2 separate regions of the Mus musculus genome follow, and region 1 is linked to region 2. Evidence: chromatin loops called from intact Hi-C (ENCODE). Cell type or tissue: heart. All regions are shown on one strand. Links, peaks and the distances in the headings refer to the core of each region. The heading gives the core; the rest is flanking DNA.

What was found. A loop is a pair of places that touch in the nucleus more often than their neighbours do. Peaks named below come from ENCODE experiments on the same cell type or tissue, not always from the same donor. Only the 100,000 strongest peaks of a DNase experiment are listed, where the experiment ranks them.
Region 1: it touches region 2 in a loop (2.4-fold over the local background); 7 of 42 quality-filtered maps call a loop at or near these places.

What each region holds. Positions count from the first base shown.
Region 1 is chr13:111,451,705-111,467,698 of GRCm38, reverse strand. It overlaps Gpbp1 (GC-rich promoter binding protein 1), which reads left to right. Exons shown (of 13, transcript NM_028487.5): 3 at 729-848; 4 at 14,203-14,326; 5 at 14,452-14,675. The coding sequence starts at 786. Among named protein-coding and RNA genes, the nearest start is that of Gpbp1, 30 kb to the left of the region's middle. In heart, for the core only: a CTCF peak has its summit at 6,137 (motif pointing left); no DNase peak of the experiment used is centred there.
Region 2 is chr13:111,679,054-111,695,047 of GRCm38, reverse strand. Mier3 (MIER family member 3) reads right to left here and starts at 8,870. Exons shown (of 13, transcript NM_172593.3): 1 at 8,694-8,870; 2 at 7,196-7,220; 3 at 3,667-3,812. The coding sequence starts at 8,702. In heart, for the core only: no CTCF peak of the experiment used is centred there; DNase peaks (open chromatin) are centred at 8,137 and 8,787; H3K4me3 peaks cover 2,188 bases; H3K27ac peaks cover 1,679 bases.

The DNA of each region.
Region 1 (15,994 bases), core at 4,619-7,118, 220 kb after region 2:
ACAGAAGAAAAAGTTAGATCAGGGAGACAGTAGTAAATACCATTTGATTAAAGTCAGGTTACTTTTTTTGGGCAAAGATGAAATTGGAGAGGAACTTCTTTAATAGGGTGTTTTGAAACTGGTCTGTTTAGAAAGTTGGCTACTATCTCTCTTCCCTTTTTTGGGGGGGTTGTAGCGGGGGTTGGCAACAAGTAACTTTCAGGTCGATGATGTGGAATTTTAGTATGGGAAACTTTATTTTTTTTCCCCCTGAGACGGTGTTTCTCTGTAGCCTTGGCTGTCCTGGAACTTGCTGTATAGACTGGGTAGGCCTGGAACTCAAGAGATCTGTCTATGTCTGCCTCCCAAGGGCTAGATTAAGTGTTGGGATCAAAGGTGGTATGTGTATCACCCCTTTGTGGCTGGGAAACTTCATTTTTATTTTAGTTTGGTCTGTTGGAGTCTACTTCAGGAACTTCGTTCAAAACAATGGCCTTCTATTATGATTTAGCAATTGCAAATGGAATCTTAAAATTTGGTCATTGTAATTTAGTTTTTTTCCTTGTCTTTTGAGACAGGTTCTCTCACTATGTAACCACAGCTGTTCTGGAACTTGCTATATAGAGTGCTGGGTTTTAAAGGCATGTGTCACCATTTCCAGCCAATTGTAATTTCAGGGAGATACAAAATAAGGATATAATTTTGGCAAGAAACTACAGATCTAATTTTTTTCCATTTTTATGTGACAGGGACTTGCCATGAGGTGTTGAAGCCTTGTTTCACTGAGTTGGAGAGACTGGACCTAAATGGCGCAGCATGACTTTGCTCCAGCCTGGCTTAATTTTCCTACTCCTCCATCATCAACAAAGGTACTTCTTTCCCCTGCATCTCTGCCTTTCTGTCTGCCTCTGTTTTGCTCATGTTGTACACAAATGCATTCAAAATGTGAAGACTTGGGGTGGAGTGGAGTGTGGCTCAGTGGTAAGAGTACTCCCTCACCTGTGTAAGGCCTGTGTTTAAGTCACAATCTAAGGAGAAAAGTGAAAACAGTTTCTGTGTCCTATCTTTGTTCAAGGTGGCTTTTGTAGTGTTGAGAGTCTATGTATTTTAATTTTGATTAACTTTGAGCTTATCTTACTTTTAAAAATATTTGTATTGCTTTTCTGCTAAGTAGTAATGATACCTTAGTATACACGGTATACCTTAAGTTTGCAGAATACTTTGCCAAATATTTATTTGATCATAATATGAATGTTATGTTTTAGATTTATTCCTACTTCTTGTCCCTTGAATTTTAATTACTGACCTTGGTGTGTTATCGGCAGAAGTGAAATGATTGTGTTCCAGAGTAAAGGACATGGGCACAGTCATTCTGAAAAAAAATTAGGGCTTCTGTACTGCATCCTACTGATTTCTCTGTAAAGCTGTCTGCCTCTTTTGATATCACAACTCCTGCTAGGCTCCATTAATTGCTGGTTGGTTGCTGTGTTTTCAACAATGCCCTAGGGCATAAATTGCACCCTCTTCTGACTCAGTTTAATTAGATAAAGGGTGGTTTTTGAGGCCAGTCTTTTGAAGTTTATTCTGACCTCAGAAGGAAGTCTCTTCTTAGTTGTTTGCCTGGTTCTCTCTGTTACCTGGATTATTGGCTTAGCTTATTGCTGTTTGTTGAGAGTAGCCCAAATCTCTCTTGTTTCTTCTTTAAACTTCCTCTTGTTGTGTTTTGGAGAGTTCCTTTGAAAACTACATTTTACCATTGTAAAAATCTATTAGGTAGCTGAACTGAGAGAAATTTGGACCTCAATATTCTTGGCCTGAAAAATCTGGAATAGAACTCTCCGTTGTGAGTGGGGGTTGGGCAGAGAAGAAGAACCCTGGTTTCATGACTACTCACTTGGAATATATCCTCTTACAGTTGGACAGAATCCTTTTCTACAGTTACAGGGAGACTGGAGAGTAGGTGGTGGCTCAAGTGCTACACACCATAAAGCAATCAGGGGAGAAATGGGTAAAAACAAAATACACATGTAAAGTCTCTAAAATTTTCCTTAAGATACATAACAAATGAAGAGAGACATTGACTCAAGACATACTGATTCATAATAAGAATGGCCATAGTTCATGATATGAATTATGTATATTAACATTCAAGACACATTGGAAGTGGCATCTTTTTTCAAAATAGAGTAAGTTCTCCAGAGAGTGTTAGGAATCAACCTACCAAGTTCAGGGATTACAGGCACACACCATCACCCCTTTCTGTTCTTCCTCTCTGTCTTATTCTCTCTTCTCCTTTCCTCTTTGTATTAACAAGAGAGCGGGGAAGAACACATTTTGTTCCTTTGTACTTGTAATCTGAATCATTTTTGACCAGATTTTTCTTTTTTTTATACACTAGGCAAGTTTTTAGTGGTCACCAATTGGATAGCCTACAATATAATTCTGATTGAGTTACAGAGGTTGAGAGTCAGCTGACTTGTTAGTGGTATCTTTAAATGTTTGTTTGGTTGAGGCTATCTTACTTAACCAGGATGGCTTTGTGTTTTCAGTTTTGCTTCTTCCTTTAGGTGGAATTTCTGGTCTGTGCTACCATATCCCCTCTGACTGGTCACAAACCAGAACCCCTATAACCCTCTTCCATCTACTAGATGGACTTCCCAGGATGCCTTGCAGGACTCAGGAAAGTACTTGCTTTGTTAGCCTTAGATAGGATAGAGATGAATAGGATGAATTATTGGGAAAATCCTTTCAAAAACTTTCCCAGGCTGTCAGTGGGCCCACAGTAATTATATTAGCATAAACTCTGGAGTAGTTAAAAGAACTCATTATGAGTAAGAAAAAATAGTCTTATCACCTGGGGATTTCTACAGCTTTTAGGAGGTTTGTAACAAGGTACAGCGACAGAGAGCAAAAATATTTCATGTACTACACACACTCATAGCAGAGATCAAATTTAATAACTTGTTTCTACTCTGTATTTAAAGTTAAAGGATACCATATTTTACCTAGTTTAGTAACATCTAGCTTATTCTAAGATGTCCTCTTTAATTCGCACAAAGGAAGGAAAGTATTTTCAAATTAATCTAGATTCTAGATTAGACAGATTACTCCTTGCTAGAAACAGTCCATCTTCTACTTTATTTCTTTGTATTACAGAGGAATCCATCCAGTCTTTATCGTATTTGCTTGTTAATCTGAGCCTTTACTATGATCAGGTAGCCATCTAGTACTTTTAGTATATAGGTAGTTTTTATAAAAGTTGATTAAAAATAACTCAGGAAAATGATTTTAGTTTGCAAATTTGTTCCTTTAAAATGTGTTGAGTTAGCCGGGCAGTGGTGGTGCATACCTTTAATCCCAGCAGAGGCAGGTAGATTTCTGAGTTTGAGGCCAGCCTGGTCTTCAAAGTTACTTCCAGGACAGCCAGGGCTACACAGAGAAACCCTGTCTTGAAAAAACAAAAACCAAAAAACCAAAACCAAACCATGTTGAGCTATTTCCCTAGACAATAAAATTTATTTTGAAGATGAATCTTAGTGATCATCTAAGCTCACTGTCATGTATAAGTTTCTTTGGAGTGTTAAGTTGCTCATTCCTTTTTACATAATTAGTGTAATACTGGACTAGAATCTAGACTTGTTATTCTCTGTTTTTGACATAGGATTCATTTTGGAATTAGAGAAAAATGATGAAAATTTCATTTTGTAGACTGTAAGACTATTAATAAAAAGACTTGAAATTGTTAGGAAAGAGAACTTACTGGAGAGTCATTTATTTTTAAAATTTCATTTCCTCCCCATCTTTTTTTTTTTTTTTTTTGAGACAGGGTTTCTTTGTATAGCCCTGGCTGCCCTGGAACTCACTTTGGAGACCAGGCTGACCTCGAATTCAGAAATCTGCCTGCCTCTGCCCTCCCAGAGTGCTGGGATTAAAGGCTCACATCACTGTGCCCAGCCCCATCCTCTTTTTTTTTTTTTTAAAGACAAGATTTTTCCTGGCTGTCCTGGAACTCACTATGTAGACCAGGCTAACACTCAGACACACAGATTCACCTGCCTCTTGTCTCTGCCTCTGCCTCACTACTGCTGGGATTAAAGGCTAGTGTCACTATGCCTGACCTTATTTGTTTTTTTTCCAAGCAAGTTTCTCTGTATAGCCTTGGCTGTCCTGGAACTCTGTGTAGACCAAACTGGCCTCCAAGAGATCCATCTGCCTCTGCCTCTGCATCCTCTGCCTTAAGTGCTGGAATTTAAGATGTGCCACCACGGGCTAGGGATTAGGAGAAAAATAATTTTTTTTCTTATTTTAAAGGTTTATTATATGTAAGTACACTGTAGCTGTCTTAAGACACTCTAGAAGAGGGCATCAGATGGTTGTAAGCCACCATGTGCTTGCTGGGATTTGAATTCTGGACCTCTGTAAGAGCAGTCTGTGCTCTTAACCACTGAGCCATCTCTCCAGCCCCTGAAAAATCATTTCTTAACCCAAGGTCTCAAGCATTTTTTTTTTTTTTTAATCCTGCTGTCTTTGCTTCCCAAGTGCTGGGGTTGATTATAGGTGTGTTCCACCACATCCAAACTAGAATAATTTTAACTGTTTTTGTGCTTATTTCCCAGTGCACAGTTAAAATACAATCTTTTCTCAGAACCCTTATCCACTTTATAGGCAACCCACACCCAAGGCCTATTGGAATTTGTACACATGGGTTTCTTGATTACCCTTCTCTTTTTGTGCCATTTTGTGTGAGGTAATATAAGGCTTATTCTGTTTGTAAAAGTCTTATGACTAACATAAAACATATCGCCAAAAGCTATTTGAAAAGTAAAATTGCCATTAAAGTTTGTACGTCTTATTATTTAAACATTAATAACACAGGGTAAGGGCAGAAAATTGTTACAGTGCAGTAAACTCTTAGTGCTTTTCTAGAATGGGGAGCATCACTAATCTGTAGAGTCATTTATGATGATAGATTTTGATTCTGTTTAAGTTGAGTGTAGTTAACTCCCCATTCCAAACTTGAGGTCTAACCATGCCTGACAAGCACCAAACACTCCGTTGCTGCGCTAGCACTCTTTACTATTTGTTTATTTAAGCTTTTTTAAAAGATAGGATTTTATGTAGCCCATATTGACCTCTGAATCTGTGTGATGGGATATGACCTTTGACCTTTAAACCGTCTTCCTCAAACTTCAAAATTCTGAGATTACATATTTGTGATAGTGCCCACTGCTTTTCATTTTTGGGGACAGAATCTCATCAAGTTGCCCAGCTTAGTTTCAAACATTTTGTGTAGTTCAGCCAGGTATTGAACTTGTATGAGTCTTCTGTTTCAGCTCTCTAGTAGCTGAGCTTCTAATAGGTTCTGGACACCCAAGTTTAGTTCCAGATTTTTCTAACCAAGCAAGAGTAGTCATCAACCTGGAGCCTGTCAAACTGAAGTCTTAGGTAGTGAGCATCTGAGATTTTTTTCTTTTGCACTAAAGCAGTGGTTCTCAACCTTCCTAATGCCTGCAATCCTTTAATGTATGGTGACCCCGAACCATGAAATTATTTTTGTTGCTACTTCATAACTAAAATTTTGCTTTTATGAGTATGTAGATAGTTTTGGAGTTTTGCCAAAGGGGTCATGATGGCCACTTCCCCACAAGTTAAACTACTGCCTTAAAAAGGACAAAATACAAGCTTTTGCTTTTAGTGTTGATAAGCATATATTGTTCTTGTGCCCCCCCCCCCCCCCCCCCTTTGGGGTTTTTTTATTTGTGTTTGAGACAAGGTCTCTGTATCTTTGGCTGCCTCTGCTTGTGACCTCGTTCTTCACTCTAGTGAATTTTTTTAATTACAACCTTACAAGCCTGTAAGCTTTAATTACAAGGGTTTTTTTTTTTAAATATCATCTTATCAATAATCTTAGATTACTGTTTGTCATTAACTGCTTGTTTCTCTACTGGGATTTTCAGTTTTGTTTGTATCATGTCTCTGTTTTTAATCTTGAGTAAGTGGAACAAACATTACTATCATGTTCTTTAGTTCAGTATAATGATAGCCCTCAGTTTTTGTTTGGAATGATGTACAGATTAGATGGATTAAGGGTGATGTTAAAACGGTGGCTTTGTGCCTGAGATATGTAGTATTTTAGCTCCATCATGTGGTCAGAATATAAACTACATGTGCCTGATTATGCCTGTGCCTTAGGTCAGTTTACATAGTGTTTTTGCATATAGATCTAATTAAAACAAGTTTCAGTTTCCTTTTTACTAGTACATACTTTCATGGTTGTTCTCTGTAAGCAGTTGCTTTAAATTCTTTCTGAGTGTTAATATTTTTTCCCAAATTTTATCTTATATGTATGAGTATACATGAGTCTGCAAGTATGTTTGTGTACCATGCATATACCTGGTGTCCACAGAAGCAAGCACCTTCATCCATTTAGCCCACCTGTATCTGGCCTGCAGTAAAAGTAACCTTTCAGTAAGGTGTAGTGGCATTTACCTTTTAATTTCAGCAGTTAGGAGGTAGAGGCAGGTAAATCTCTTGAGTTTGAGGTCTGTATGGTCTGTATACCAAATTCTGCTCCAGGCCAGCTTGGGATATATGATGAGACCATGTTAAACAATAATATAAACCAAAGCATTTTGAGCTGGGGAGATGCTCTAGGTAAAAAGGCTTGCTGTGGAGTATGACAACCTGATTTTCATCTTGGAAAATCCGGTCTGTACCTTTTTAATTCCAGCCCTGTGGGGAGAATGAGACAAGTAGCCGGGTCCCTGGGAACTCCTGAGTCAGCCAAGCCTAATTGGTGAGTTCCAGGTCAGTGAGGGACCCCACCTCATCTGTTACCTTTAATATAGAAGAGATAAGCAATCCCATGAACAGGTTACTAACTTTCATAGTAGGAACTGTTAGAAAAAGAAGATCCCAGGAGTGCATTGTTAAAAGGGTAGATGAACTAGAGTTGTACCTTGCTGGCTGGCCCTTTGTATAGTGTGCTCAAGGGCCGTAGGTTCAGTCTCCTGCATTGGAAGAAGAAAGCAAGAAAGGAGGGCAAAAGGCATGTTGGCTGTAGAAAATTTAAAACAAAACACATTATGATGAAATTCTACTAGAGTGAAAAACTGCATATTTTTAGTATTATATGGCTATCAAGAGTATCATTACCACTTTGAAATTTTATTTACTTTAAAATACAAGATCTTTGTGTATCTTTGAGTGGCTTCAAATGTACTTAGTAGCCCAGCTTGGTTTGCATCTAAAGCTGACTTCAAATTTACAGTCTTCCTGTCTTAACCTTTTCCTATAGTTCATTACACTGGGTCAGCCTGGTTATTTGTTCTTTCATGACCACAGTTAAAATGCAGTGGTTATAGTAAGACTATTTTAACACTTAACTGTGTGTCTAAGTAGGCTTGTATTGAAATACCTTTTAATTGCATTTTAGTAGGATAAGGGAATCCCAAAATTCAGACTGGTAGTTTAGTTAATTGAAGTATCTTTGTGGGATATAATGTACTATGTAACTTTTTTTGTGTGTTTATATAATTTTTATTGAGGTACAGTAGTGTTCAGAGAAAATAGAGGAAACCATTTTTGTATTTGGAAACAGTCTAGCTAGCCTCAAAGTCTAGCTGAGAGATGACTTTTACTTTTTTTCTGGCCTTCTTCTCTCCACTTCCTGTGTGCTGGGAGTTAAAGTGTGCTTTACTGTGTCCATTTTTGGCATTCTAGGGATCAAGTCTGGTGATAAGCACTCTACCCACTGAGCTGTATTCCCAGTTCCTAATTCTAGGAATTAAAAAATTCTTTTTCATTAATGACTTATTTGTTCTTTAGTCTTTAAGAGTTGCATTGTGTCCTACAATATGGTCTGTTTTAGAAAACAGTTCTTGGAGTGCTGAAAGACAATTTTTCAATGTTGAGGTCTAATGTTCTATAGAGACTCATTTGCAAGTAGGGCTACGGGTTGGGAGAAGAGAGATAATTTCCCCTAAAGTATTAGAACCTCATAAGTTCCTGTAGATAACTCATTTTACTCATTTAAGACTGCCCCCCACCCCTTTTTTTGGCCAGGCTGTGGTTGAGCATGCCTTTAATCCTATTTCTTGTAAGGCAGTTCCAGGACAGCCTGGTCTACAGAGCAAGTTCCTGGACATCCAGGGCTAAGTCTGTCTCAAAGGAGAAAAAATTGTCCTTTTGGTGGGGTGGTTCTGGAGTTTGAGGCCATGATCCTGTACATGCTAAGAAAGTAATGTCATACCCAGTCCTGTTTTAATGTCATGAAAAATACTATACAGAGGTTTTAATGAAATATTTAAGCATACAATCACCTACAAGGTCATATCCTAAACATTTTGCCTCATTTGTATTACTTTTGGAAATAGAGCATACTTATATATTCAACATGTCCTTACTATTTACTTCTTCACAATCTACTTCCTACCTTGTTGGGAATACTAGGCTTATGTTTCTGTGACTTATCTGTTTATGTGTTGTATTTTTTCTGAGTTACTTACTATGGGTTGGAGTTTTCTTTAGTGTCTTTAAAAAAAAAGATTTATTTATTTATATATAAATACACTGTAGCTGTCTTCAGACACTCCAGAAGAGGGCATCAAATCTCATCATGGGTGATTGTGAGCCACCATGTGGTTGCTGGGATTTGAATTCAGGACCTTCGGAAGAGCAGTCAGTGCTCTTAACCACTGAGCCATCTCTCCAGCCCTTTTAGTGTGTTTTAAGTTAAATTATTTTTCATTCTTTACAAATCTCTCTAGATATAGTACCTTAGTGTATTTTAAGTAGTTTTTCTTTTAAAGATTTATTTATTTATTATATGTAAGTACACTGTAGATATCTTCAGACACTCCAGAAGAGGGAGTCAGATCTCATTATGGATGGTTGTGAGCCACCATGTGGTTGCTGGGATTAGAACTCAGGACCTTCGGAAGAGCAGTTGATGCTCTTAACCACTGAGCCACCCCTACAGCCCAAGTTTTTTTTTTTTTTTTTTAAGGTTTTAGTAGTAATAATGTATCTCATGTTAGTCTTCTATCTAGCATTCTTGCTTAATCCATACTTTGTGGGTATTGCTGGTGTTGGTATTGTTTTTTCTTCTTTATTGTGACTGGATATTGAATCCAGGGCCTATCAAATGCAAGTGCTCTACCACTAGTAACCCTATGCCCTAGTCCATCTTGAATTTTTTTTTTTTAAAGATTTTTTTAAAAATTTATTTATTACATGTAAGTATGTAAGTACACTGTAGCTATCCTCAGATACTCCAGAAGAGGGAGTCAGATCTCATTACGGATGGTTGTAAGCCACCATGTGGTTGCTGGGATTTGAACTTCGGGCTTTCGGAAGAGCAGTCGGGTGCTCTTACCCACTGAGCCATCTCACCAGCCCCATCTTGAATTTTTTATATAGGCAATCATTTTTGAATACTAACTTTTTGTGTCTTTTTACAGTTTTGTTTCTTATTTGTATTTTACTGCACTGGCAATTTTTCAGGAGACTTTGAAAAGTCTTGCATTGTATCTTTTTTTTGCAAGCAAATAAACATATATTCTACTGTTTTGGGATGTTAGGTAGGAGACAAGTATATGACTAGTGACTTAGCAAACAGTAAAACTGAAACAGGCACTGGTTTGTCTTGCTTCCTGAGGTCTTTGGAGGTTTACAACAGGAAGGAGGGGCCTAGGAAGGTACTTCCTTTGCATCTAGTCTATAGAATCATCTACATTTATGGTAAACCTGTTTTTGCCAGGTGGTGATAGTCAACACTTTGAATCCCAGTACTTTGTGGGTAGAGACAAGCAGTTCTCTGTGAGTTTGAGGCCAGCCTGGTCTACAAAGCCAGTTCAGGACAGCCAGGGATACATAGAGGAAACCCTGTGAGCTAAAGGGATCTGCAACCCTATAGGTGGAACAACATCATGAACTAACCAGTACCGCGGAGCTCTTGACTCTAGCTGCATATGTATCAAAAGATGGCCTACTCGGCCATCACTGAAAAGAGAGGCCCATTGGACACGCAAACTTTATATGCCCCAGTACAGGGGAACGCCAGGGCCAAAAAGGGGGAGTGGGTGGGTAGGGGAGTGGGGGTGGGTGGGTATGGGGGACTTTTGGTATAGCATTGGAAATGTAAATGAGCTAAATACCTAATAAAAAATGGAAAAAAAAAAAAGAAAACCAAAAAAAAAAAAAAAAAAACCAAAAACTCCAAACATAAAACCTTACTCTTTGTTTCAGAGGAGGTTGCTATTTGATGTTCATTCATGCAAGCATGACTGTAAGAGATGGTCCATGGGAAAAGTAATAGTGGTATTGGTATTAAAAAAAAATTGGATGGGGGATGCACAGGATGGGTACATAGTAGATTTCCTCTCCCAACTACCTACTTATCAGTCCTTACACACTCTTTGCTGAACCTGACTTTTCATGTGATGTTTTAGTTTTGTCAAATACTGATCAATGGCTGGAACCATTTAATTTGTCTGGTACAACATGTAATTATTATTCCTAGCAGCTCAGGAGGTGGCCAGAATTCACCAAGCTGTGGAAAAGTGCTGGATGATGGAGCTGTGTAGGTGATATACTTTCTTTTTCTGGACAGACAAGATAGGCAGCTTAAAGTAACCTAATATTAGGTGTTACTGTTGCACAATATAACCAAACCCAAAAGTTGGATCTAGACAAGCCTATGGAGGGAAGCTAGAGAGAGAAGGGTTAAGAGATTGATTCCAGACCGGGCAGTGGTGGCATATGCCTGTAATCCCAGCAGTTGGGAGTCAGAAGCAGGTCGATTGAGGCCAGCCTGGTTTCTACAGAGTGAGTTCCAGGACAGCCAGGACTGTTGGGAGAGGAAATCTACCATGTACCCACCCTGTACACAGAGAAACCCTGTCTTGGAAAAAAAAAAAAGAAAGAAAAGAAAAAAGATTAATTCCAACATGCAAATACTGTACTTAATGAACATTTGTCACTCCAGTTTTGAGGTTGTTTTGTTAATGATAGGTTAAGTGTCCAATAGGTTTTTCTTCTGTTTAGAATGGGCTCTGGTATAAAATGATTAAGACCTTGTATTTTGGTGTACACTCAGCAAAGAGTGTACAGACTCTTTGGACCCATGGTAGATTGACCCTCACAATAACTGTGACAAATAGCACATAGCTAAATGTAACTGGTGATGTTAAATGTCAAGTGGACAAGCAGTACCAGCTCCTCTTTTCATCCATGCCAGATTTTTAGTTAAGGTGCTTTTAAACAGTCACAAGTAGGTAATCTTGAGCTTGATAAAATGCTTTTTTCCTCCTTTCACAGAGATGATATCCTGCCCTGCTCCCCACCCCCACCCTTCAGCAGCTATTTGAGGGGCAAGGCTCAGCACTCCAGGGGCAGAGGGGCAGGGGTGGGGAAAGGGGCAAGGAGTTTCAGGCCAGCCTGGTTGAGTTCTGGGACATCCAGAGCTACATAATAGACTGTTTTAAAGCAAAGGACCTAACTAAAATGTTGAATATAACTGAGTTTGGTGTACAACTGTTATCTGAAGGATAAGACAAGGCATAGGGATTTCCAGGAGATTCAGGCCAGCGTGGACAATAGAGCATGACTCTGAAGCATGGCTCTTGTAAGGAGTGGAGTATTGCTGAATGCTGCCTTCCATGCATGGCATGGCTGTTCACTCTTGATTTCATAGCAATTGTGAAACACAAGATTTTGCCTGCTCTCCTGGTGTTAGGAATGGGAGGGACTAAACAAATTCTCTCTCACCCCTTCCCTAGAATGTATAGGTAGCCAGTGGTTGCTGATAGAGCAAACATTTTCTTCACTGATGTAGCACTGTTAAGATGCCCATGCTGCTGTAAAAAGCCACCACTCTTGCTCATAAGAAGCTAAGAAACCTTAATGAAATGCATTGGGTCACCAGAAAAATGACAGAAAAAGGTAGAAAGGGGGATTAGCAGGAGTAGGAGACGAGAGAGATGGGCATAAGTACGATCAAAATGTAAGTGCCAATAGCTCTGTGTATCCAATAGCATTGAATAGGTTTTTTTTTTGAGACAGGGTCTTTCTTTCTGTAGCCACTACTGTCTAGCACTCAGATCCCTCTGCCTTGCTCTAGTACTGGGATTACAGGCCTATACTGTGTTATTTATAGGTTTTTTTCCCTTTCTCTCTCTCTCTCTCTCTCTCTCTCTCTCTCTCTCTCTCTCTCTCTCTCTCAATGTCTGGCTTTATATGTCTGTGTGAGGGTGTCAGATTTTGGAATTACAGACAGCTTTTGAGCTGCCATGTGGGTACTGAGGATTGAACCTAGGTTCTCTGGTAAAGCACTCAATGTCCTTCCTTATTCCCCAAGCTATCTCTCTCTCCAACCTCTATTATAGGCATTGATATATAATGTCAGATAATTTTTGTTGGAAAGTCATGATAGAGGATTTTATTGATGATTGTTAAGTGTTCTGGTGGTTTTTATTTTCACTTTGCTTTAGTAGTATATTAAGGGTATATTAAGGAAATTGAGTAGTTCTGTATTTATTTAAAGATAGTACATAAGGATTGGGATGTAGCTCAGTTGGTAGATAGAGTACTTGCTTAGCATTCATGATGTTCTGGTTCAGTTCCCAGTACCAGATAGACAGGGCATTGGTGATATACCCCTGTAGTTTTAGTGGAGACCTTCAGGCTTCACTCAGGTGGTCTGGGATGGGGTATCATGGGACCTTCCATATATGTAAGCACAGAGTTATGATGTCCCTGTGACTCTTCAAAAGGTTTTGTTATCTTCTTTATCCTCATTAATCTGAGGAAAACAAAAGAGATGTTTGGGATTTCATTGTGTCAGTCTGTACAGCCAATTTAGGATAAACTTTTCCTAAATGACTAAGGTATCTATCTATGTGGGTAGTTGAGCAGAGATGAATTCAAGGGTAAGGGCAGCAAAGGAGTGGATACTGTGAAGGAAGAGATGCAAAGCCTCTTGCCCTGCTTAATTACCTTTTAGGATGGATGTCTGCAAGGCCAAGTAGGAGTTTTGCTTTTAGCAAAAGATTTCAAGTCATTAGTAAGTCTATGGAGCCATTATAACTCACATGTCAGAGGTTTTGATGGTCTCAAGTTAATGACTTTTAAATCGTTTAAAATTAAGGTTTACTTACATTTTTCTTCCTTAGATATTATTTTTTTCAGTCTTTCTTCATTTCTCCAGATCTAGACAAGTATGAGCTTCTTGTTTTGTTTGTTCATGAATTTTACATCTTTTTAAAGAAGCTCCCTTGTCTTAAGGCCAGCATAACCTTTTAGGCTTCTTGGCCCACTAAGGATACATATTGAGACTTTGTCTTGAAAGAGAAGAAAAGAAGAAAGAAGGGGAAAGGGAGAAAGGGAAAGGAAAGCAAAGAAAGACAAGCAGACACTACTATATCTAGCTTGCATTTCTGATGATGTATAAATCTCCATTAACATCAGAAGTTTTTGAAGTTGGGAATTTTGATTGTGATTATATCATTTATATATATTTTAAGTAACAATTATAAGTAGCATGTACTTTTATAGTTGTAATTTTTGTAATAGTTTTTCTGTGTTTTTTTCCTCCTCTTTTTGTACTTACTACTTTATGAAGAGTCTAGGAAAATTCCGAATGTTTCACACTTAACAACAATTTTTATTTTACTTGTTCCTCCTCCTTTTACTTTTTTCTCCTGGTTTTGGTTTTGGTTTTGATTTTTCAAGACAGGGTTTCTCTGTGTAGCCATGGCTGCCTGGAACTATCTCTATAGGCCTTGAACTCACAAAGATCACCTGCCTCTGCCTCTGCTGGGAGTAAAGGTGTGTGCCACCATACCTAGCTGACAATTTCTCTTGCTGTGGAATAAAACAGAATGAAAAGGTTTATATCAAGTAGAATGTAGTACAGATTATTATACTATGTTACAAGAAAAATCAGTACATTTTAACTTGTTTTTCTTAGAGTATTTTATTGTTTCTATTGCTATAATTATTGGAAAAATAGAGGTAGTTCTTGAAATTTTCAGGAAAATGTACATTTTTTTCCCTGCAAAGCAGAAGAAAAAAAAAGAATAATGTTATTTTTCATACGTATTTCAAATACCTTGGAAGTAACTGCCTGTATTCTTAATCATTTAAATTATTAGACATAAGTTAGTGTGTTACTGGTTTTAAAGTTAAATTTAGGTTTAATAAATGTATTTGTATTTCTTGTAGTCATCATTGAATTTTGAGAAGCACTCTGAAAATTTTTCATGGACAGAAAATCGTTATGATGTGAGTCGTCGACGACACAATTCTTCAGATGGCTTTGATTCTGGTATTGGACGTCCTAATGGAGGTAATGTTCTAAGGAATAATAGAACGCATGATTTTTTTCATAACCTTTAGGATGTTTTGATTGCTATTCAGTCATTAAGTGTAACTATCTTTGAATTTATATTACTTTACTGTTATCAAATAAAGGTAATTTTGGGAGGAAAGAGAAAAATGGATGGCGTACGCATGGCAGAAATGGTACAGAAAACATAAATCATCGTGGGGGATACCATGGTGGAAATTCCCGTTCTCGTAGCAGTATTTTCCATTCTGGAAAAAGCCAAGGACTACATGAAAACAGCATCCCTGACAATGAAACTGGGAGGAAAGAAGACAAAAGAGAACGCAGACAGTTTGAGGCTGAGGATTTTGTAAGTTTTTCATAATTTTAATACAAATGATGTTTCTGCAGGTGCCATTTTAGTATCAAGGCACTCGTAGGGTGTTTTTTTAAATGAGTACAGGCAATCATCTGTAGCGTCATCCTAAGGTACCTGTCCAGTTGTGGGTATTTAGTACTGAGTAAGGGTTTCATGCCCAGGCTGAGTTGAATTCAAGCATGAGTCACTGTTACCTGGTTCTTTATTTTATGAGGAATCACAGATTTTTTTTTTATTACCTTTTAATTTTTTGTTTGAGCTTGTATGTATGTTGGTGCAGGCTACAGTCTGTTTGTTTGTGGAGGGCAGACTTTGACTCTTAGTGAGACTGGGTCTCACTGCGTAACACTGTATAGCCTAGAACTTGTCATGTAGACCAGGCTGCCAGTTCCAAAGAGGATTACGATTAACTAAGGAGTGATACTCAGCCTAAAAATGTGGGCAGCGTGGAAAAGGAGTCCAAGGAGAATGCTAGTACGGGGAGGCGTCCCCTTCCCTGTTTCCTGCACTCATGAGGTGAAGTTCTGTGTTCTACTATGACCTCCTTACACCAGTGATCAGAGCTTGCTCCTCCTCTGTTCACTTCTTAAAGTATAGTCATGGCCACTAATATAAATTATAATACATAATGTGAAAATATGATACAAATTGTCTTAAACATTGTCCTTATTACTGCTGTTTTGAGACAAGGTCTCACCATAGCTCTTGCTACCCTGGAACTCACAGTATATATATACCAAACCAGCCTTGAACTCACAGAGCCTGTCTCTAAGTGCTGAGATTAAAGGCATGAGCCACTTCATACAGCCTCTAGAGGATAACTTTTGGGAGTTGGTTCTCCTTCTAGAATGTATATCCAGGTGATTGAAGTCAGGTTGGCAAATTGGAGGGCAGGTACCTCTACCTCCTTAGTTGTTTCCCATGGCCACTTGAAACGGTATGTTGACCATTGCTGCCTTAAATCAATTCCCTTCCTCTTTTCTTCCAACTTCTTCCATACTCTTTCGGTATATTTATGTTGGTTTTATTCCTTATAGGAAATTTAGTACTTTACCTTAGAACTAGTAGCCTCATGAATGACCTACTTACAAACCTCATAAACTCTCATTCATGTGTGTGTATTAAATACATGTAAATATGTATGCATACATCATCTTGAAAAGGCATTTTGCTGGTTGATTGAGACATAAGTTTTTCTTTTTTTGGTTTGTTTTGTTTTTAAAATTTTATTTAATGTGTATGAATACACTGTAGCTGTCTTCAGACACACCGGCAGAGGGCATTAGATCTTATTACAGATGATTATGAGC
Region 2 (15,994 bases), core at 7,633-10,132:
GACAAGGTGGTTATTGCCCAGGCGCTTGCAGGACTAGAACATGGAGCTCCCCCTGATATATGGTTATCTATGCTTAGGCAATAGGTCGCTGGCCACTCAGCTCTTATATCCCATGAGGCTAGACTCATTGCACGGGATAGAGTGAGTGTGCTTCAGCAGCCCGAGAGAGTTGCAAGGCTAAGCACTGCAATGGAAAGGCTCTGCGGCATATATGAGCCTATTCTAGGGAGACATGTCATCTTTCATGAAGGTTCAGTGTCCTAGTTCCCTTCCCCCAGGCAAAACGACACGGGAGCAGGTCAGGGTTGCTCTGGGTAAAAGCCTGTAAGCCTAAGAGCTAATCCTGTACATGGCTCCTTTACCTACACACTGGGGATTTGACCTCTATCTCCACTCTCATTAATATGGGTGGCCTATTTGCTCTTATTAAAAGAAAAAGGGGGAGATGTTGGGAGCCGCCCCCACATTCGCCGTTACAAGATGGCGCTGACAGCTGTGTTCTAAGTGGTAAACAAATAATCTGCGCATGTGCCAAGGGTATCTTATGACTACTTGTGCTCTGCCTTCCCCGTGACGTCAACTCGGCCGATGGGCTGCAGCCAATCAGGGAGTGACACGTCCGAGGCGAAGGAGAATGCTCCTTAAGAGGGACGGGGTTTCGTTTTCTCTCTCTCTTGCTTCTCTCTCTCTTGCTTCTTGCTCTCTTGCTTCCTGCACCCTGGCTCCTGAAGATGTAAGAAATAAAGCTTTGCCGCAGAAGATTCTGGTCTGTGGTGTTCTTCCTGGCCGGTCGTGAGAACGCGTCTAATAACACCAAATGGGAGACATACTTGACAACTTTATAAAAAAGAATAGGATATAACTCAGCGCTTGGGAGATGGATCCCAGATGTGAGACGGGCCTGGGCTCTACAGTAAGATCCTAGCTCAAATCGTCGGTAAGTAGAATAAACTGAGGGCAAAAGGGGGATATATGGATTCCTGAGAGATGAGGCATATACTTCTAGGATAGGAAGGCTGAAAAGAATAGAAAAAAATCAGAGGTGGGGAAGAGGCAAGAGGTTCTTGGTTCTTCATTAAAAACACCATTATTAAACAAAGTAGAAAAGATGGCAGACAGTCTTCCTTTTGGGGTTGATGGAGATCACTGCTGGGAAGGCACTGGACTTCATTTTCCAAAATGAACTTGATTAAAACCTAGTAATAGTAGTGTTTTCATACTTTCCCCCTCAAAACTGAGTTACCAAGGCCCAAGGTCACCTGCAATGGCCAGTTCAGCTGACAAATTCCACCAATCATGCTAGGGACAGATTTTTCTCCCCTCTCGTTGGATGTATTTAACTTTAAGGCACAGCTGTATTTATCAATGAGCTGCTTTATGGTGGGAGAGTGCGCATGAGGAAAGCAGAGTGCATATATAATTTAGTCACAGGGCACGCTGACTGCAGATCACCTTGGTAAACTACCCAGCCCATTACACCTCCACCTCTGTCTGTAAGAAAGGAAAATACCATTATTTTAATCTGATGCTCATGTTAGAAATTAGGATACACACTACTACCAACCACATGTTCATCTGGGTTATTTCTTATCCAATGGGACATTTTACTGTCAGTAACGGGGAAATGAGTTAACACTCTCCTGGCATGCATGATGCACTGCTGGGTAGGTGAATCAAGACTGTGATGCAAGCCAGGCGTGGTGGCGCACGCCTTTAATCCCAGCACTTGGGTGGCAGAGGCAGGTGGATTTCTGAGTTCGAGGCCAGCCTGGTCTACAAAGTGAGTTCCAGGACAGCCAGGGCTACACAGAGAAACCTTGTCTGGAAACAAACAAGGACTGTGATGCAGATCACATTCAGTACCTAATACAGTATTCCTGAGACTCTCCAAAACAACGAATACGCAATCTTTACATCTATAATCTTTAATCTTCCACAAAACCTAGTGGAAAGGATGATTTAAAGTTTCTTATTTAAACTTCTAAGTTTTTAGACAATTTAATAACAACCTTTTTAAGAGCTACATCTAAATCTAGAACTACTAAATTAAAATCTCAAAAAGCAGTTATGTGAAAAAAACAAAATTTATAAAGCTTATGATAAAGCCTTACTTTGCTAGAACTAAAATAATAAGTAAATTCCGGCCACACAATCTAAAAGTCACAGAAGAAAAGCTAATTTTGCATCTCTATTCTTCTTTTCCACACCACATAAGCATGACGGCCAAAAATTTGTAAGCACTAAATTACATTCATAGACAACACTCTAATTAGTATAAAAATAAAAACTTCTAATTTTTGAAAATGAACATTAATATCCTATCCCTGCAACTGTTGAAATACAGCAATGCCTAAATTGTAGTTTCAATAAAGATCAATATATTAAATTACATAGAAACATCAAAATATAAACTTTCTGCAAGCTTTACCCTTTCTTTTATTCGTTTTTGTGTTTTATTAAATAGCAATAAATAGAGACAGCTACACTTTACTGAAGAAAGAACCACTACTCAGGATGTAGCAGGAACATTTGGTCTCCTGTCAAATGCACACTAGAAAAAAACTAGCCATCTCAGTTTTCAGAAAAATTTAAAGATCATTATATTCTGCCAAGAAGCAGAACCATCTAGAGACACCGATACATAACTTTTCTAAATGTAGAAATTCAGAGGTGGGTGATACAATGCAATTATCAGCAGATACATAGAAAGAAAAACTACATATTTTTAGGCTGGCCTAGAGCCCATTATATAGCTCAGGCTGGCCTTGAACTCATGATCGCGCTGAAATGCTAGGAATGCTAGGAATAAAGAGGCATGAGCCACCACTTCTGTCTTTGGAGATACTTTTTAAATGAATAAACCTAATCATAATTACCATGGATTAATTAATCATGTGAATGAAGGTGCTTCCAAAACTTCAGGTGTAGTGGAGCAGCCTGAGAGAGCAGGCCGTGAAGACGGTTTCCCTGTACGCTACTAGGAAGAAATGACTACTGTACTGTTTATGTTTGCACTCTTTAAAAAAACCCAAAAGCACAAGAGTGGTGGGAACTCCAACAATTGATACTCTTGGCTATTATTCCTGAAGGCTTTTGTTCCTGTGAGCTCATCAGAAATTTTCAAATGGGGTTAACTTACAGACAGTGGAATCCTCCAGCTTTCCAAGGTGACCCTTTGCAAGAAGACTTCTGCTATAGGCCTAGTGCAAGGGAAGGCTTAAAATGCAGTTCATTTGAATTTATATTGACTTTGGACTTAAGAAGTTGTGAACGGCACTCAATCCAGAATGTTTGGAAAAGATGACTGGAGGGTGCAAACGGAATATTGCCAATTTACATTTGAAAGTACAGTAAAATCTGTTCAGTGTCTTAATAGCATCTAAGTTTCTTAGGAAGGAAAAGATTTCCCTACTCTGCTACAGGACTAAGTTAAGCTCAAGGCTGACCCTCACTGTTCTTGGATAAGGTAAAAAATGACGCTAACAGATAAATAATGAACATGTTCTGACTATACTATTCTCAAAATAATGAGGAAATCTGTAATATTAGGTTCGAAAAAATAAAAAGGTGCATAAAATAGTTCAGAAAGGTTCCAGAAGAAGTTACGATAAAATGTCTAAGTCTTTACCAAAGTGTGGGTGTTCTAATGCTACAGGAAGCCTTTACCTTCTCTAAGTCTTCAATTTCAGAGCTGAAGTTCTTCCCGTCGTCCATCAACTCTTCTTCCTCTAGAGTTCTTTCATCATCATAGTCATGAACTAGCATCTCAGCAGTGGGGTCAAAGTCATGGTCCTCAGAAGACAAAGACCCAACTGCAAGGAAACATACACCCGCCGCAAGGCCAGTTACGAACAAAGAAAAACGTCTGCTGCTCTTCCAGATGCTTTTGATATTTATATGTGAATTTTATTAAATGAATTTGCTATCCACTTTATGGGTTGTAAAGTAAAACTATATATGGTCTTGAAAAAGATATCTAAACCAGCAAAAGAACAAGGTAGAGTATTCACAAACACTTTTACGGGCGTCCAGACCATGAAAAGAACAAGGTATAGTATTTACACTTTATAGGCATCCATACCATGGAAAAGGAAACATGTAATCCTAACAAAATTACTTCAATGGCATGTTCTGAAGCGGAAAAATCAAAATTCTTACTAGTTATAATTTCCTTAAAATAGCAAGAGCTAGCTGGGCACACAGCAATGTGGCACAATGCCTGTCTGGATTACATGGGCTCCTGGGTTCAAGTCCTAGTACAGCCAAAAGACAAGCCAAATGACCAAACATCAGAAGTTCCAGGAATGGGAGACTTCCAGAAAAGAGTCAACAAACTAACATTAACATTTCAGAAGAGATTATATATTTTACATTAATTATAACCCTAAACAGACACAAATTCAATAGAAAATTGGCTTTTAAGACAAATACTTCTATGAAGCAGCTATATATAACAATTAAGTTTGTTTATTTGTTTGTTTGTTTGTTTGTTTGTGAGACAGGGTTTCTCTCTCTGTATAGCCCTGGCTGTCCTGGAACTCACTTTGTAACCAGGCTGGCCTCGAACTCAGAAATCTGCCTGCCTCTGCCTCCCAAGTTCTGGGATTAAAGGCGTGCGCCACCATTGCCCAGCAATTCTAAGATTTTTAAAAGCAATCTAGAACATGGATTTGCACTTTTAATGCTTGTCTGATTCTGAGGAATTTTAAGATCTGAATAAAGTGATTCTATGGTGGCGCACACCTTTAATCCCAGAACTTGGGAGGCAGAGGCAGATGGATTTCTGAGTTCAAGGACAGCCTGGTCTACAGAGTGAGTTCCAGGACAGCCAGGGCTGCACAGAGAAACCCTGTCTCGAAAAACAAACCAAACAAACAAACGTCTTAGATTTATGGGAAGGTAACACAAAAAATTCTATCTGTAGGTTTTGGAAGACATCCCACGGCCAAGTTGCTACTGTCAGTACAAACTTGTTTAATACCATAGTTTTAAGAATGTAATCAACTAGTTCAAAAATAAGTAAATAAATCGGATCTTCTGCTCCCAGAGAATGAGACAAGCTCAGGGGAACACAGGCCTCCCTCCCTGCCTGCCTCCATTGGTTTTACGCTAGGACTGAATGCAATGGGACCAGTGAAGCTCAGAGCTTGGGAAGAGGGATCCTGAGACCCAAGGGTGTGGCCAGGTATACGGAAGAATATTCAACAGTTTGCTCTGTTTTTAAGAAAGCTATTACTCGTTTAAAATTTCTAACATTTAAGGGCCATGCGAGATCATTACCAAAACAGTGAACTAGGCCCAAATGTTCTCATGGTGGAGAGGTTCCAACTACAGTTCCATGTTTCTGAGTTCAGAGAATTATATGCATTAGCCCACTCCTATTCCCACAAATACAAATTTCCACTTCCATAAGACTTGCAAGGTTTTGTTATTTCTTTAAAGCTAAAAAAAAATAGTATATGCTCATTTTTGTTGAAATAGATATTGCTTTTAGAGAATGAAATATTTACTCATTAGCTCAAAACCAGAACACCACCTTTATAAGTTTTCTTTCCTGAGAAACATCTGTGGTATGCCAGTGTCGAGGATAAAACAGAAGGCCCTGAACTCCTGGCTTTGTGACTTGAGACTTGAAGCAGGCCATTCAAAATTCCTAGGTCTAGCTTGGGTTTTCATTTGTAAAATACACAGGGCTAAAGGCAATGATCTGTGAGTCCCTTCCAGATCTAAAATTCTCTCTATTGACTAAGTCATTAAAAACTAAGTGTCTGCTTAGATACTAAAGCCACACTGCCTTTTGGATTTTTATTGAAATTGCAACTTCTTACAGATAATGATGCAAAATGGAAAATTATATTATCATGTTCAAATCATGTATATAAATATTCTTTCCCTGAACTTGTGTCATAAGAGCTGCTTGTCTCAAAGTTAGGAAAAATTTAAAAACACTTGTACAGATGTCCACAATGATTTTACAATCACATAATCATTCTATTATTTTACCTCCTTAAAAGATACCTAAATAGGTCTTTGAAAGTTAGCTAAATACAAAAAGTAAGACTGCAAGGTAAGTAAGTGGCTTGGTCTCTCTAAAGCAGCATGTAAAGAAATTCTGCAGGCCGGGCGTGGTGGCGCACGCCTTTAATCCCAGCACTCGGGAGGCAGGCGGATTTCTGAGTTTGAGGGCAGCCTGGTCTACAGAGTGAGTTCCAGGACAGCTAAACCAGAGAAACCCTGTGTGTGTGTGTGTGTGTGTGTGTGTGTGTGTGTGTGTGTGTGTGTGTGTGTGTGTGGCGGGGGTCATCTGGAGTGAGCCCGGGGATAATGGCAGAGAACTTGCTTAGCCCTTGGTAGTCCCTATACAAAAAAGGGGGAAAATTAAGCATAGACTCCATTATGCTGGGTGACTCTTTGCAAAACAATTCTAATTGCCTCCAAGTACAATAAAGGGGTTGGAGAATTCCAGAGGCACTTTTCTGGAACAAGTGGGACAAGGCAGCTAGAGAAAGTTTGAGAACCTAAAACAGTTTAGCAGATAAGGAGAGAGAGAGAAAGACTACAACCTCCCTCCCATGTAGGCACACCCGCGCAGATTCCGTGGACTCCTTTTATTGGATCCTCAATATATTTTCTGGCTTCTGTACTAGGTAAGCTAACCATATTAATACGTCTCTGTGCAAAACCAGGAAGACACACATTGCTTTTTTCCTTTATTATTAAGGTAGCTTTACCTAACCCAATTTTCAGTTTAAATATAACAGACACTTGAGAGCCATAGTAAAGAAAAATGGAGTTAAAAGCTAATAATCCAAGTTGCCCCAAGTTCTGACAAGTTAAAAGGACAATTTATTTTTAATAAATAAAAATAAAACAAGCTGTTAATTTGTAGAAGGTTGATTTGGGATTCATTATTTCCAGCTTAGAGTCAAACAATAAAAAAAGTTATGTGAGAATAAAAGACTTTGTAATAAGGTTTCTGGGGTACTTTTTCCACCGTGCACTGAGCACAACTATTCCCTCCTCTCTAACAACGTAAAACTACATTGGAATTCTTTAAGATCCAAATGATGAAAAAATATAGCAGGGTACATTTCTGTGGTTGTACAGAGAATCCTTTTACCAGCCAATCCTATCTCCCTCTGGGACAACCCCCCCGACCCCCGACCCCCGGAAGAGGTAAGAAAATTGAACAAACCTGGGCTCGAACTTCCAAAGGAAGCCTGGGAGAGTGAGAGAGAGAAAAGAAAACTGTGAGGTTGAATCCTGTAGCAAGGAAAAGGAGGCAGCGCAGGCAACAGGGCGCAGAGGGGGCGGAGCCGAGCGCTCCCAGGCAGCTGCCAAAAAGTGCAAGACGTAGCTTCGCTCCAATCGCTCCCGGCCCCTTTCGGGCCCCCTCTTGGCTGCCTCGCCTTCCTCCCCAAGTCCCCAGTGTACAAACTCGCAGACTCCGGACGAGGGCTGGAGTTGAAACGGGCAACTCCGAGACACCGTTTAGAGCTCGGCAAGTTACAAAGCCGGGAAGCCGAAGCCAGAGCTTACCCGGCTCGCAGCATCAATCCTTCATCCCGGGCATCTCACGAGTCCCCCGACTACAGCAGCTCACCCAGCTCTCCGCTGGCCCTAGAGCAACTCCTCGAAACGCAACCCCGTCCCCTAGGAGGGTCTCACCCTCTGAGACACACACACACAGCCTGCCCTTGGAGTGCGCGGGCGCCCCAACTCCAGGGTTTGTCGACTGCCCCAAGCGTAGGCCAGCTCGACCCTGACACTGGTCCCCAACCCAACGCGGGAGCACCCTCCCGCCCCCACCTCCCCACCCCCACCCACCAGCCGCTGAGGTCGGAGGAGCCGCGACCACTGAGTCTGGGACCAGCCGGGTCCTCCCCCGGGGGAGCGGTCGGTCCCCGGCCCGCCAGCTCGGCCCTAGCACACACAGCTCGCTCCTGCCCAGCCCCGGTGCTCCCATCACGCCGCCCCCTCCCCCAGCTTGCCCGTCCCAGGGGAGCCCGGTGCCCGGCAGCCCGGGTCGCCCGGTGCCCCCCCCCCCAAGTCCGGCCCGGGGTAAAGAGACTCTCGGGCCGCTCGGCGGGCGAGGGCGTCGAGGTGTGGGTCGGTCTCTGCGCCCGGGGACGCCGCACCTCGCAGGCTTCGGGGTAGAGAGTCCCGCTCCGCTCCCGCTGGCCTCGGAGCCCCCGGTCAGGAGAGGCGGCGGGCGGCCGGATTGCCGAGGGCCGGGTCGGCTCACTCCGGCGGGGCAGTGGCGCAGCCCGCTCTCCGCGCTGCATTCCAGCCGCCGACCGAGGATCGGCCGCTCTCCACCCACCCCGATCCCGGGAGGAGGCGCCGAGCGAACGGCGGCCCGCGTCAGCCGCCCCGGCCACGGCCCGGAGGCTACCCCGGCCCGAGGCTCGCCGCCGCCGCCCTCCGCCGCCCGGCCCCGCCGCCCGGCCCGGCCGGGGTCGGAGCCGCCGCGGCCTAGTCCCGAAGGGAGACCGCTCCCGCGCCCGCTCCCGCCCCTCCGGCAGCCTCGCCGCGCCTCGCCGCCGCCCCGCGCCCCCCATCCCCCGTCGCCGCCGCGCCGCCTTCCGAGGACCCGCGGGAGGAGCCGTGGCTCTCGGGCCGGCTGCGGGGCTTCGGAGGGCCGCCCGGCTCCCGCTCCAGCACGGCCGCCGCTGCCCGGTTTCTCCGCTCACCTCCGCCATATTGGTACCTTTAGGGCGAACGAGCAGCGCCGAGCCCAGTCCCCGGATGGGGCGCCTGAGCCAATCGCAGCCGCCGCCGCCGCTGCCGCCGCCGCGGCCCGCCAGGCACCCGCCCGGAGGCAGAGGCGGCTCGGCCCCTTATAGGGCAGGCCGGCCCGCGACGCCCCCGGCCCGCTCGCACACCCACGCCGTCCGGCGCTCCCGCGGCCGCCGCTCCTGCACGCGCCCGCCCCGCGCGCCCACGGCGCTCTGCCCCGGCTGGAGTAAAGTTCCAGCTGAACTGCGGGCGAGCGCGGGGACCGGCCGGTGGGTGCGGTGGGGGGGCCGGAGGGAGGGAGGGAGGGAGGGAGGGCGAGCCCGGGGCGGGGGAGGAAGGAGGGTGGCGGGAGACTCGGAGGAGGACTCGACGGACTTTCCCGAAGTGAGAAGAGTACGCGATGGCAAGTGAGCGAGCCGCTGATGGGCAAAAGAGGAGAGAGACCCGGACAGGAAGCAGGACGGCTAGGCACCTGCAGGAATGGAATGCGCATCGGCGTTCAGTGGCTTGGAGTGAACTGTGGAAGTAGACATTTGCCAGACAGGCTCTGGAAGATGATGGCAATTCAGAAGGCAGAAAGACTGACAGACGGAGCCAGACATGATGAGCGTGCTTGCGCGACATTCATAGCCTGTACACTTTTTTTTTTTTAAAGACCAGTTCTAGGAGTTATTAATCACAAATAGTCTAGAAGATGACCCGAAGATATACACTTGATAAACCTTTTAAAAAGCAGAGTGTCAAAGACCCTGAACCAAATTGCAAAAACTGCCTCTCACACCTACCTCGGGGGTAAATAAAAACAACATTGTTTGAGATTATACATACAATAAATGTGGTCTCCTGGATAAGTGGATACATGGAAGAGAGAGAGAGACTTAGCAGATGTATCTGTTTCTGCATAGGCTTCAAGAAATAATCCTGTGTATGAAAACAGATCCATGAGAAGATAATATACAAACAGGAAGGTGTGCTAAGACCTTACAGGGGCTTAGAGTGTCCGTGAAGACCAGAGCTCTCCTCCCAGATGCCTGCCAGGAGCTTGTAATAAATATTAATGGCAAAATGAGGTTTGCACTGTAGCTTCATAAATTTAAGCATTTTTAAGATGCTAAAACTTTTCATAACTTTAAACCTTAATTACACTGTTCAGGTTTGAGCCTAGGGTCTCCAATTCCCTCACTGGATGAGGATGGAGATGGGTTATGGGAAGAAGCAACGGTTACTTTTAAAGAGGATTACCAAGGCAAAAAAAAAAAAAAAATCAACCTAAAAACACGGGTAAAAGTTATTTATTCGTGGAAATTTTACAGAAGAAAAAAGTCACTCAACTTCAAAACATCCAAAAGACATGGAAAATTACACTTCCCCTACTGTGAATGATATCACAAACTTTTGTCCAATCAAATAACTCAAAAACAGGCTTGGCACATGTTGTCCCTACCATCTTCAACGAGGCGTTCAAAGTTGTAAAAGTTAAAAAACAAAACAAAACAAAAAACCCTGTGGCTTGAAATGGAGCAGAGTGACCAGGGTTAGTGAGGGGCAGTGCGCACCCACACCCTCTGATAAAGCCAGAAAGCACTGCTCAGCAGCTCGGCTCCAGCCAGGTAGCCAACAGCCTGCCCCTTATTTACATCATAAAAAAAAAAAAGTTTCATCCTACAAATTTATCACATCCTCACAAGTGTGGCCTTAGATTCTCCTGGCCAATTCTGAGAAATATATGGCCTTGCAGTTCTCCATGAACAGAGTAGTAAGGTTTCTTCAGGTTCTCTTGACATTTTGACAGCTTTGACGAATTGTATTGTATATAAGCAAAACTTGAAAAGGTAACCAGGGAGCCTGGGCTTAAATATTAGAGGTCTCAATTTTATCAAATCCATGAGCAAAATAACAAAATTTCAGAAAGCAGTCATGATAGAAATAGCAGCAGCTGCAACTTCTGCAAGTGTCTGTTTGCCTGGTTCTTAGAAACCTCATCAAACTCTCCACGAGTCTGGAAAGTCATTATCATACTCTCCAGTAGCAAGAGGTGCTTTTCCATCCACAGTTTGGGCAGAGCTCCAGCCGGTCTCCTTTATCACAGCCTGCACCAAGCTGGTGTAGGCTGCAGCTGCTTTGTCTCAGCATGGCCTAGAACGGTGGAGGCCTTTGCTGCCAGGGATGCCTGAACTTTAGGGTTGTTAAAATGGAGCCCTCTTTATAAACACGTTCACCTCTTCAATACCAGAGAAACTGTTCACCCCTAACTTCTTTAAGGAGAACTGCATTTTTTTTTTTTTAAATCATCTGTCAGTGGCTCCTTTCCCACCAATGCACAATTGGACCTACAGTTTTTTTCTGGTTCACGATCTTTCCTTTCATCTTGTTGGAGTAGAAATGGAGTCACACTGGGGACTAGGGGTTCATTTGGGGGAGGGGGGTTCTCAGGTAGACCAGCTGAGACAAAGCACACACAAGCCAGGACACGAGCCAGCAGCTCAAATTAGCAGATAAAGCAAACAGCTTTCCCACTGTTCATCACTAGAGAAAGACGTTTGCTACCCCACCTTCACCACCCCTATTCAATAAAGCTACATAGATGGATCTTTCATTCTTTTTAACAAGACTTCCAAGTGTTGGTTGGGATAAAATGTCCTTTCCTTCCCCTGACTTGAAATAAGTGTTTGTGTCATTGCTGCTTTACAGTACTTTGTCACTGAACAACAGGTGCCATTATATAGACGGTCCTACACGGGTGTCTATGACACAGACGTGCCTGCAGGTCAGACACTATATATAGGACCACCATGAAAGTCCATGTTCCCCAACGACTATGGGTAAAGTAATTCGTATAGGTGACAGATGGAGTGAGAACAAGGGAACTTAAAACTAAATAAACTAAATAACAGTACCCTGTATGAATCACAATGTACGAAGACTTCCAGTCATCTTTAGAAAAACATAAATGTAAAAACAGAGAAAGGGCGAACCAATGAAATTAACTGGACCAGGAGGCTGACACCATAGAGAAGATGGGGAATACAGATGCTGCAGGAGAGCATAGAGCATGACAGGTGCACTGGAAATGCTGCGGCTCCACACATTTCAACACCAACAGTAAGTAAAACTGGTTATTTGATCCTTGTCATCTTTGAGAAGATACATGGAAATTCTTCAGCAGAACAGATTGTCAGCATACTTTAAATGTCTTGCCCGGGCCATACATTAATAGTAATTTCGGGAGCCGGGCGTGGTGGCGCACGCCTTTAATCCCAGCACTCGGGAGACAGAGGCAGGCAGATTTCTGAGTTCAAGGCCAGCCTGGTCTACAGAGTGAGTTCCAGGACAGCCAGGGCTATACAGAGAAACCCTGTCTCAACCCCACCCCACCCCCACCCCCAAATAGTAATTTCGGGAAATACCCTCTTCCTTTGCCAGGGCTTCAAAAGCACTAGCCAGTTTTGTGACCTGTTTTGTGGAGTTTTCATCACGAAACTACTCTGAAAATGGTTTGTGGTAGCGTTACAATAATGCAATATCAATATTTAGCTGTCTAGAGACACCCTCTGACCCAAGGGAAAATAATGAGCTGCCCAAACTTTATGCCTCCAATTAAAAGTGCCTATCAGTCAAGCATAACCAACAAAGGAGTGAGGCTGACTGGTGTAGACAAAAGCCAGAGACAGCAAATGCAGACGTGGTCTATGCTGCCCGGCAGAATGGCAGCAAAGCCTCAACCAACTGGCTCTTGACCCGTGAAAAGGTGGAGCCAGAAGTTAAGTAAATCCCAGGAGCAGCTAAGAAGCAAATTTATGTGACGTTTCTTGTTTGGTTTTTTAAGTTTGTCAACTAAGAAAACAAAAAAGACTAGGTGCTGTGTATATACTTGTCTCAGCAAAAACGATCTTGACCCCAGGAGTCCAAAGCCCAAGTAATGTGGCAAAACTCAGTCTCAAAAAAACCAACCAGCCTGGCATGGTGGCACACTCCTTTAATCCCAGCACTCAGGAGGCAGAGGCAGGCAGATTTCTGAGTGTGAGGCCAGCCTGGTCTACAAAGTGAGTTCCAGGACAGCCAAGGCTACACAGAGAAACCCTATCTCGAAAAACCAAAAAAAGAAAAAAACAAAAACAACCAAAGTGCCAGGCAGTGGTGGCCCACGCCTTTAATTCCAGCACTTGGGAGACAGAAGCAGGTGAATTTCTGAGTTCGAGGCCAGCCTGGTCTACAGAGAGTTCCAGGACAGCCAGGGCTACACAGACAAACTGTGCCTTGAAAAAAAAACCAAACCAAACCAAACCAAACCAACCCAACCCAAACACCCGAAGCTTCTTGCTCTCTTGCTCTGTCTTCTTGTCCCTCAGTGCCCCTCTCTCCATGTGTTCATGGCCGGCCTCTACTGCTCTCTCTCTCTTTCTCTCTCTCTTTCTCTCTCTCTCACTCTCACGCTCTCTCTCTGCCTCTATTACCCTCTTAACTCCCCCCATGCCCTTAATAAACTCTATTCTATACTTAAAAAAAAAACAAAAAACAAATAAAAGGCACGGATAAGTATATCATGGTCATCCCATGACCTTCCAACATAAATCCATAAATTCTGGCCTGGGGGCTGGAGAGATGGCTCAACAGATAAGAGCACTGGCTGCTCTTCCAGAGGACCCAGGTTTAATTCCCAATATCCACGTGACAACTCACAACTGCACTCCAGTGCTGGGGATCTGATTCTTACAGACCTACATGCAGGCAAAACACCAACGCACATAAAAAACAAAAAACAAAACAAAACAAAAAAAACCCATAAAAGTCTGACGTAGGAAATCCACTAAAAGTTACCTCTTGCTAGGGGCTTATCTCAGTGGTAGAGGGGCTACATACCATATGCAAAGCCCTGAATTCTACCCCAGGACAATCCCCAACACCAAATCACCTCTCTGTAAGACTTTGAATAGATTATAATGATAGTAACTCAGGCCAGCACCAAGCCATGCTCCTTTCTTTGTTTTCTAACTGTATCTACTTCTCTAGAATTAGCCTGAACACTTCTTCTGGGAAGAGTGGTTCCATCTAAGGAGGTGAACTGACCATGATAAAGCTTTGCCTAATAAGAATTACCTACAAAAAAGAGTCACCGGACTTACGGAATGCCTCTCTGTATTGAGGAAAACTATTGGAATGACTTACCTTTTGCAGTCTCACTAACCCAATGACGGGCAGCTGTGAATGGCAATTTCGAGAATCTAGGAATTGCTCAGTCCCACCAGGTTCGGTGTTGTAGCTGGTTTCTGTATAACTGGAATCCTGAAGTAGCAGTTTCCAACAGACGTGCTGGCAGGTAAGTGCAAGCAGCTCAGGAAGAGCAAATCTTCGTCCTTACATAGGTCTCCAGCAGGTGTGGCTCAGATGAAAGGTGTGTATCACCACGCCTGGATCTGGGACTTGATTTGTTCAAGGCTGACCTTGTACTCAGAGACCTCCTTGCCCTAGTCTCCTGGGATTAAATGTGTGTACTACCTTACCTGGGCCTAAACTTTTCAAGGCCACCATGCCTCAAGATCTCCATATCAAGATCCAGGTCAGAAACCTGTTTCTTCTAGCCTCAAGATCTGGATCACAGGTGAGCCCTCCATTTCTGGATTGTAGTTCATTCCAGATGTAGTCAAGTTGACAACCAGGAATCCTCATTGCAATTTAATATGGTAAGTAAAAGAGGACTGTACACAGATTTTTTTTTTAAAGTCTTCTCGGATGAGGTAAAGGAGTATGGTCCACAGACATGAGCATTTCTCCAAGAATCAAGGCCATCAAAACAAGATTCATGGCCAGGCAGTGGTGGTGCACGCCTGTAATCCAGATTTCTGAGTTCGAGGCCAGCCTGGTCTACAGTGCGTTCCAGGACAGCCAGGACTGCACAGGGAAACTCTGTCTTGAAAAACCAACCAACCAAACAAACAAAAAACAAGATTCATTGAGCTGACATATCCTTATTAGTGGCTCCAATTCCATCTTCCACCTCCATAATTTTCCCTTTATTTAAGTGACATCCTCAACATAGATGTTTTTAACTTTATCTGATTGTGCTTGTATGAGTGTTTTACCTGCATGTATTTTGAATAACTCTTTCATGCCTGTCTCTGTCTCTGATCTGGAGTTAGGGAGGGTTGTAAGCCACAAAGTGGGTGCTGGAAGCTGAGATGAAGACTCCTGCAATAACAATGACTATTCCTAACAGCTGAGCCATCTCTCCAGCCCTCAAATATGTGTGTGTGTGCGCACGTGTGTGTTTTGAGACAGGGTTTCTCTGTGTAGCCCTGGTTGTCCTGGAACTCACTCTGTAGACCAGGCTGACCTCGAACTCAGAAATCCACCTGCCTCTGCCTTCCAAGTCCTGGGATTAAAGTCATGCACCATCACTGCCCAGGTGAAAATATTTCAATAACTGTGCTTCCCCTCACAAATTCAAGTTGATATCCCTTTTAATTTGTGTTTGTGTGTTTCTGTGCATGCACACATGTGTATCCTTGCTTGTCTGTCTGTGTACCATGTATGTGCAGGTACCCATACAGACCAGAAAAGGATGTTGAATCCCCAGGAACCAGAGCCATAGTCCATTTTCATATGTTCTATGTGGTTACTTGGAACTGAACCCAGGTCCTCTGCAAGAGTAGCAAATTCTCTAACTTTCAAAGAAAAGCACACAGCGTGGGCTCACCTGTGTGCATGGGGTGGGGTGGTGGTGTGTGTGTCGTGGACATGGAAACTGAGTCATTACAAAGGAAAACATCTTGGGTAGTAGAGAGAAAGGGTTAGGGATTCTATCTGATAAAAGGCATATGGAGGGACTGCTTTGGAGAAGGAAGGGGACCAGTGGGCATAGGGACACGGGTGACAGCTGTGGGGGTATGCATGAGTGAGAACTAAGTGCAATGACACAAATCTACAAACTATGGAATAACAGAACACATTTACAGGCTGACCTGAAACACTGTTTCTTCTTTGACATTAGGAAACTTTACCCAATTCTCTTCTCTTTGAACATCCATTCCCAATCCATTCTAAACAAGCACACTATGATTTATGTTGCAGAAATCTTTTTCTGATATATTACTTTCTTTGCAGCAGAAAATCCCTGAGTTGACCGTCAAGATTAATTTTCTCCAGATTGTGTTATCAGTCTAATTATTATCAATTTGCCATTTATCAAAACAATATATGTGTGTTATATTTTCATTAAAGCTTATTGAACAAAATTACACTGAAGTCAATCTCTCAA